Regions from separate parts of the Homo sapiens genome. Here region 1 is linked to region 2. The links are chromatin contacts, found by Hi-C in ENCODE. All regions are on one chromosome and are shown on one strand. Each heading gives the region's core, a stretch centred on a gene start or an enhancer-like site at or near the end of the contact. The rest is flanking DNA. Distances are from core to core; before and after follow the strand shown.

The links. Hi-C counts contacts between places; a loop is a spot of excess contacts on that map. Pooled maps may share reads with other maps.
Region 1: a pooled map shows a loop between it and region 2 (17-fold over the local background). The contact joins the enhancer-like site here to the promoter of WWOX in region 2. A Hi-C loop is called at or near these places in 9 of 50 pooled maps.

What each region holds. Positions count from the first base shown.
Region 1 is chr16:80,579,159-80,583,253 of GRCh38, forward strand. No RefSeq gene overlaps it. Among named protein-coding and RNA genes, the nearest start is that of LINC01227, 8.4 kb to the left of the region's middle. RefSeq lists an enhancer at 1,019-1,508. Within about 2 kb of position 1,498, at least 3 of the 41 ENCODE cell types and tissues checked have a DNase peak (open chromatin) inside an H3K27ac peak, as active enhancers do.
Region 2 is chr16:78,098,404-78,102,363 of GRCh38, forward strand. WWOX (WW domain containing oxidoreductase) reads left to right here and starts at 1,251. Exons shown (of 9, transcript NM_016373.4): 1 at 1,251-1,482. The coding sequence starts at 1,376. RefSeq lists an enhancer at 1,485-1,984.

The DNA.
Region 1 (4,095 bases), core at 248-2,747, 2.5 Mb after region 2:
TATCTTTCACAGGGAAAAATTACGACTCAGAAAAATTCCAAGAGGGTTAAGTACAATGGCAAGCCAAGAGTGCCTAGCCCAGGGACATATGGTGACACTCAATCCATGTGGGTAGAACCAAGATGGAAACTAGAATCTGCAAGTCTCTATTCTGAGTCTCTCTTTCTCTCCTTCTTTTTTTAATAACTTCAACACACGTATTTAAACATTGCCTATGTGATCCCCAGCCCTATTATTAGTCCAGAGATAAAAACAGGGGTCAGAGCAATTGTAATCAAAAGCCATTTCTCTATCCCCGACCCTGGTGCTATGGTGTGAATTTTTGTGTTCCCCTAAAATTCCTATGTTGAAATGTAACTGCCAAGGTGATGGTATTAGGAGGCGGGGCCTTTACGAGTTGATTAGGTTATGAGGGCAAATCCACCATGAATGGAATCAGTGCCCTTATAAAATAGGCCTGAGAGAGCTCCCTGCTCCTTCCATCATGTGAGGACGCAGTGAGAAGGTGCCATCTGAGAAAGTAGGCTCTCACCAGACATAAAATCTACTGGTGCCTTGATCTTGGACTTCCCAGCCTCTAGAACTGTGAGCAATGGATTTCAGTGGCTTATAGGCTACCCAGTTTATGGTATTTTGTTATAGCGGCCTGGATGAATTAGTACTATCTCCTTCATTAATAATAATAATAATAATAGCTAAAAGCAATTGAGCACTTACTATGTACAGACATTGGGTTAAGACTTTACATAAATTATATAATTAAATCAATTACCAATGGTTTATATATATGTCAGAACCTAGGGTCATTTGATACAACAATAAAAATATAAAATAGCAACAGCAATACAAAAACTTTCCTTCTCTGACTTAATCTTCCCATTATCCCCACTATATGCTACCAGGGGCATCACACATCAGCTCAAGAACAAGCCCCTTTTAGGTATTCCATGGAGCCTGCCATATAGTCCTGCTCACCAGCTCCAGCGCCATCTCTCTGTGGAAGCGTCCATTGCTGTTCCCAAAGCCCCACTGCACTGCACTATGTCCTCTAGCTTGACGCCATCATGGGCTCCAACAACCACCCCTGGTGGGAAAGTACCTATCCCCACTCGGGCTACATCCTGTTTCCCTGGTTAAAAAACACCACGGCTCTGTGCTTGCAGCGCCTCACCAAGTTTTGATATGAAGCAGCTCTTTGGTTCTGTGCTCAGGTTTTACCATAGCTGCCTTGCTCTAGGGGGAGTTCAGTGGGGAAGCGCCTTCCTCAGATATGGACCTCTGTTCTTGCAGCAAGCTTTTGGCCTGGATTCAATCTTCCTTCAGAATGTTTCTTTCCCAGGAGACCCTGAGCAAAGAATCTCCATGAGGCCATCCCATCATCTTCTAGACAGGCCCAGGCATTTCTGACTCCTGCGGTGAACACAATAGTTTGTGCTTCCCAGCTGGGACTCACACTCAGAAGATCAAGCTTCTGGCCAGCCATGTAGCGACTCAAAGCTTGTGGTTGTCTTCTTAGTACTGGGTTGGTTTTGAAATGACTCATCCACAGCGTCTGGCTGCTTTTTGTGAGAAACTTTGTGCATTGTTGAGGCAAATGGTTAGCATGAGGGGTTCATCTCTGCTCATGATGATTGTTCAATACATGCTCAATGATTTAGACTAAATTTCACTCATGCATTCATCAAATATGTATGAGCTTCTGCTCTGTACACCCTACAATGGCCCTAGGATGGCATTTGGAGACACTGATGTGCAAAACATAGTCGCATAGCTGAAAGGGTCAGATATTCATTTATTCAAAAAATGGGCACAAAAATGTACAAAATGCAAAAAATATCTTCCCTTGTGGAACTTGCATTTGAGCATGAATAAGTACATGCAATGAAGTACCAAGTGGAGCTGCTATCAGAGAACTCTGGAAGAATACAACAGGGTGAAGAAGAGGAATGATTAATTCTATGTGGAGAGGGGAGGAGGATCAGGGAAGGCTCCTGGCGGTGGGGGAGAGGGGTGATCCCTGAGTGAAGTCTTGATAGAATAATAGGTATTAATAGGTTTTGAAGACAAGGACACAGTGTAAACAAAGGAATGGGACTGCTGGCTGGTAGGGGAAACCAAGAGTAGATTGTAGAAGTTGGAACATTGAGTACAGGGAGAAGAAGGAGTGGCATCATGAGAAGAGATGAGGTCTATGAAGACCTCAAAATGAGAACTTCTAGTCCGTGGTTCCCTAGGAAACTGAGCCCGAGGGTAAAGCTTTCCAGGGAGTGCAATCCCTGGGAAGTAGAAATGAGGGAAAGGGGGAGTAAGTAAGGGAGGCACTGGGAGCAAATAGAAGGATGTCATTACCCAACTGGTCATGACTTGGTGACAAGATGATCTCTTTGGCTTTACCAGGCATCTTTGCAGAGAACGTGAGAAAGATTGCATCTCTGAAACATCCATCTAAGCGAGGGAAGACAGGGGACTTTACACAAGGCTTCCATAAGGCATTGGTCAACATTTGCCCCATAGGTGATTAACTCCTGCACTTCTGATGTGTAAGCACTGGGCATGTGGGAACACCAGGTGGATCATGTAGTGTCTTGCACCTGGAGGAAGCCCCTGGGCAGGAGAAAAGAGGGCCATGCAGGCTCATGGCCGGAGAGACCCTAACAGTAACTGGGATTTGGAGCAACAGTAGAGGCATGCTCCTCCCTTTGTAATTCAGGCCCAGCTGACGAGCATTAACATCAACACAGACCTTAAGACTGACAGAAAAGACTCTTTAAGTCTGATAAGAAACATGTATATCTATTCTCTCTGAAGCCTACTACCTGGCTTCCCCACCTGCTGCCTCAACAACCTGGCTATAAAACTAGGGAACAATATAAGACGCTGCTAGGGCTGCCCCAGCTAGAAAGCAAGGCAAGTGCTCAGATACAGGATGGTATTTAAACTGAATCTGGTACAAAGCCTTCAATGGATTTTAATCTGTAGAGTAATGTATTCGAATTTGTGTTTTTAAAAGACCACTCCTGGATTTCTCAAAGAACTGAAAGTAGATCTGCTATTTGATCCAGCAATCCCACTACTGGGTATCTACTCAAAGGAAAAGAAATCATTATATAAAAATGATATCTGCTCATATGTTTATCACAGCACTATGCACAGTAGCAAAGATAGGGAATCAACCTAAATGTCCATCAACCAATGAGTGGATAAAGAAAATATGGCATGGATATACATATGTACGTATATACCATATAAAAGTGGTGTATACACACACACACACACACACACACCAAGGAAAACTACTCAGCCATTTAAAAAAAGAGTGAAATAATGTCTTTTGCAGCAACTTGGATGGGACTGGAGGCCATTATCCTAAGTGAAGTAACTCAGGAATGGGAAACCAAATACCGCATGTTCTCACTTATAAGTGGGAGCTAAGTTATAGGTACACAAAAGCATGCAGAGTGGTATAATCACATTAGAGACTCAGAAGGAGGAAGGGTGGGAGGGGGGTAAAGGATGAAAAAAAATCACCTTTTGGGCACAATGTAGTAGTGTGATGCGTACCCAAGTACTCATCACACTACTCAGGAGATGATTACACTAAAAGCCCAGACTTTACTACTGTATAATTCGTCCACGTAACAAAAAACCACTTGTACCCCTAAAGCTATTAAAATAAAAACATTTAATAATAAAAAATTTTAAATTAATAAAAAGACCACCCCAGCTGCAGAGTAAAGAATGGGTTTCGAGTTTCCCAAAGAGTGCTCCATGCACCAATGGAGATATTTCAAAGTATTTTATGTCTTTATGTTGTGCACAGGTTTATTTTACTAGCTAAGTTTTTAGAAAATGTATGTGTATATGTTTTACAGGTGTTTATGTAGACAGTACAATGTTAGATTTTATATAATAAATGCAGTCAATGTAAACAAACGTGCAAGGTTGAATACTACAGATGGGAGAGAGATGTGGACAAAATCAAAAAGGTAAAGTTTAGGAAATGCTGGATTAGACTGAAGGGTAGGTGACCAGCTAGGAGAGAGAATCAGGAGATAAAATGAAAGAACCTACCATGATAGGAATGAGAGGAAGGGA
Region 2 (3,960 bases), core at 1-2,500:
TTTTATTTTCCTTCCTTCCTTCCTTCCTTCCTTCCTTCCTTCCTTCCTTCCTTCCTTCCTTCCTTCCTCCCTCCCTCCCTCCCTCCCTCCCTTTCTTTCCAGATTCTGGACCTATTCCAGACTTACTAAAGGAAATTCTCTAAAGGTGAGGCAGTTTTTTAAAGACAGCAGCTCTCTCTGTCGTCCATGCTGGAGTGCAGTGGCCCGATCATAGCTCACTGCAGCCTCGACTTCTTGGGCTCAAGTGATCCTCCCCCTTCAGCCTCAATGAGTAGCTGGGACTACCGATGTGCACTACCACGCCCGGCAAACTAAAAAAATAATTATTTTTGGTAAAGACAGGGGTCTTGCGATGTTGCCCAGGCTGTTCTCAAACTCCTGGCCTCAAGTGATCCTCCTGCCTCAGCCTCCTAATGTGTTTGGATTACAGGCATGAGCCACTGAGCCCGGCCTAGCTACCCTGTCTGAGTTGTGCCCACTACACAAAGGTGTCAGCTACATGTGATGTCTGTGCATTTCTGGCCTGGACCGCACATTAAGTGCTCCGTAAACATCAGTCTCTATTATCAACAGTCTCTATTATCAATCAGTCTCTATTATCATCAGTCTCTATTATCATGAGTCTCTATTAAACAACAGTCTCTATTATCACAGTCTCTATTATGTGTTTTGGCTGAAAGAAAGTTCTCTAAAACCAGGAAATCAGGAATCAGCAGTTTTAAGTTCTCCAGGTTATATTTTAACATTGTGTTCATATGCAAAACAAAGGTTGTGAATCAGCACGAATGCTGGCAAGCCCTGGAAGGTTTGTGATCACGGACTTTCACGAGACCCCAAGGCAAGGAGAGACAGAAGCCCAGGACAACAGCATGGGCGCCGCTTTTTAGTCGGGCGCCGCTTTTTGGTCAGGCGCCACCTGGACTACATTTCCCATATCCAATTGCCGGGCTCCTGCAGGATTGGCCAGAACAACGCGGAAGTGATTACGGGTCGCCCAGCAACGGGCGGAGTCCTGGCCCGAAACTGGATGCGCACGCCCCTTCCCTGCGGCGGGGAGGCTGACAAGGCTCCGCTCTATCTCTAGCGCCTCGGAGCGCTCTCCGGCTTTGCTGTCTAGCCCGGCGGCAGCGCGATCTCTTAGGCACTTTCACCGCCTTCCTCTCCAGGCCCTGCCCCTTTGACGCCGGCCGTCGCGATATTGCGGAGACTGGATTTCAGCTTCGTGGTCGGCGGAGCGGCCCCTGGAGGGCGCAGTGCGCAGGCGTGAGCGGTCGGGCCCCGACGCGCGCGGGTCTCGTTTGGAGCGGGAGTGAGTTCCTGAGCGAGTGGACCCGGCAGCGGGCGATAGGGGGGCCAGGTGCCTCCACAGTCAGCCATGGCAGCGCTGCGCTACGCGGGGCTGGACGACACGGACAGTGAGGACGAGCTGCCTCCGGGCTGGGAGGAGAGAACCACCAAGGACGGCTGGGTTTACTACGCCAAGTAAGGGGGCCGCAGTGGGGCCGCGGACGCACCTGGGACCCTGCACAGCCCACGGACGCCACCTGCGCGGGGAGGACGCGCACTCCAGCGCAGCGCGTGCGGTGCAAAGTGAAAGTAACTGTTAAGGAGCTTCAGGGAAAAGGGTCCAGGGTTCCCAGTAGGGGCCGGCCCCCTTGGTGGGCCTCGGGTCCAGCGGGGGTCACCTGGTGGCTTCCCGGCGCGCCCTCTGCTGTTCAGGATGCAGCACTGCGCGGCGCGGCGAGGGCAAAGCGGCCTCATCCCCGCCAAAAAATAAAGATGTTTTAAAAAGCGCACATGCTCAGCTCCCTCCTGCAGGCTCTGGGTTGCAGGGATAGGAGTTTTGTTGTGTTTTGTTTTGTTTTGTCCAGACCGGTATTGCTCAGTCATCCAGGCTGGAGTGCAGGGGTGCCATCATAGCCCACTGTAGCCTCTACCTACTGGGTTCAGACAATCCTCTCATCTCAGCCTCTTGAGTGGCTGGGACTACAAGCGTGCACTACTATGCCCGACTAATTTTTTAAGTATTTGTAGAGACTAGGGTCGCACCATGTTGCCCAGGCTGGTCTCGAACTACTGGGCTCAAGCAGGCCACCTGCCTCAGCCTCCAGAATTGAGATTACAGGCGTGAGCCACTGCGCCTAGCCAGGAGTATTTTTTAGTAGCAGTCCTAGATAGCTTCACTATCATTTCCTGGGAAAGTTTTGGAAACCCCAGCAGAGCCTTCATCTTTAACTGTGTGACCTTGGGCCATTGAAATAACGTTTAATCTTGGTTTTTTCACCTGTAAAATGGGTTGATACGAGGGTCAGTTCAGGCACTGTGCGTAAAGCACATAGCACCGTGTCTAGTAGGTACTCTCTGTTCCTTAACTGTCGTTCCTTGATTGCTCTTAAGATACGACAGTGCCTCTTATATCGGCACCTTAGAATCACCTAGGAAATGTCCTAAATACACGTTTTGGGTCTCCATAGAGAACCTACTGTAGCCGACTCTCAACTTTGGGAGTCTCTTTTTTTAAGCTTTCCAGGTGAGGTGGAATATCACCTGGTTTTGAGAAACATGGATGTAAATCTGATTTTCAGCATCTGGGAAACTTTTTTTGTAAGAGCCTTTTTCTGGGCCCCACTTCCAGAGGGTTTTTCTTTTTTTTTTTTCTTTTGAGACGGAGTCTTGCTCTGTCGCCCAGGCTGGAGTGCAGCGGCGCGATCTCGGCTCACTGCAGCCTCCGCCTCCCGGGTTCACGCCATTCTCCTGCCTCAGCCTCCCGAGTAGCTGGGACTACAGGCGCCCGCCACCACGCCCGGCTAAGTTTTTGTGTTTTTAGTAGAGACGGGGTTTCACCGTGTTAGCCAGGATGGTCTCGATCTCCTGACCTCGTGATCCTCCCGCCTCGGCCTCTCAAAGTGCTGGGATTACAGGCGTGAGCTACCGCTCCCGGCCTTTTTTTTTTTTTTTTTAAAGACAGGGTCTCGCTCCGTCGCCCAAACTGGAGTGCCGTGGTGCGATCTCGGTTCACTGCAACCTCTGCATGCCGAGTTCAAGCGATTCTCGTGTCTCAGCCTCCCGAATAGCTGGGATTACAGGCGCCCGCCACCAGGCCTGGCTAATTTCGCGCTGTTGGCCCGGCTGGTCTCCAACTCCTGGCCTCAAGTGATCCGCCCACCTCGGCCCCCCAAAGTGTTGGCATTACAGACAGGAGCCACTGCGTCAGCCCAGAATTTCTGATTTAATTGGTTTGGCCCCTCCCCTCTCCCTTGGTAGGTTGTAAAATCTTCCCTCCCAGGTGATTCTAATCTATGCAAGGATGTGAACCACTGCTGCCTTTGGTGGCAAGGTAGAGGAAAAACAACCAAGTTCTGATGAGTTCATTCAAGACACACACAGGTATTATGTGACAGGCCTTTGGCTGGCACTGGTTATACCGAGGCAAATAAGAGCCAGTTGTCATCCTTAGGACCCAATCTTATTAGGGCACAGTGACATGTGTAGGAGCGTCCCCACGCAGTGTGTATACCAGGAAGTAGTGTGTCTGGCATGAGGTGTGTGTAGGTAGTTGGGGGGGTCGTGAGGGAATATGGTGGCACCCTCACAGTAACCTTCACTTCCTGGGCTCAAGCGATCCTCCCGCATCAGCCTGTTGAGTACCCGGGACCACAGGTGTGTGCCTCCACACCCAGCTAATTATTACATGTTTTGTAGAAATGGGGTCTCACCATGTTGCCCAGGCTGGTTTGAACTCCTGAACTCAAGCCAGCCTCCCTCCCGAAGCACTGGAATCACAGGCCTGAGGCACTGTGCCAAGCCCAGAGCGGTGTTTTGAGCTCAAGTAGAGGTGGGTGGGGCAGGAGGGCAGTCTAGGTAGAGGGAACAGTGAGAGGAGAGACCCCCTGCATGGCCTGTCCAGGGGCCTGTGATCTTTGTGAGGGTCCAGGAATGTGAAGGTTAAGGCAGGGAAGG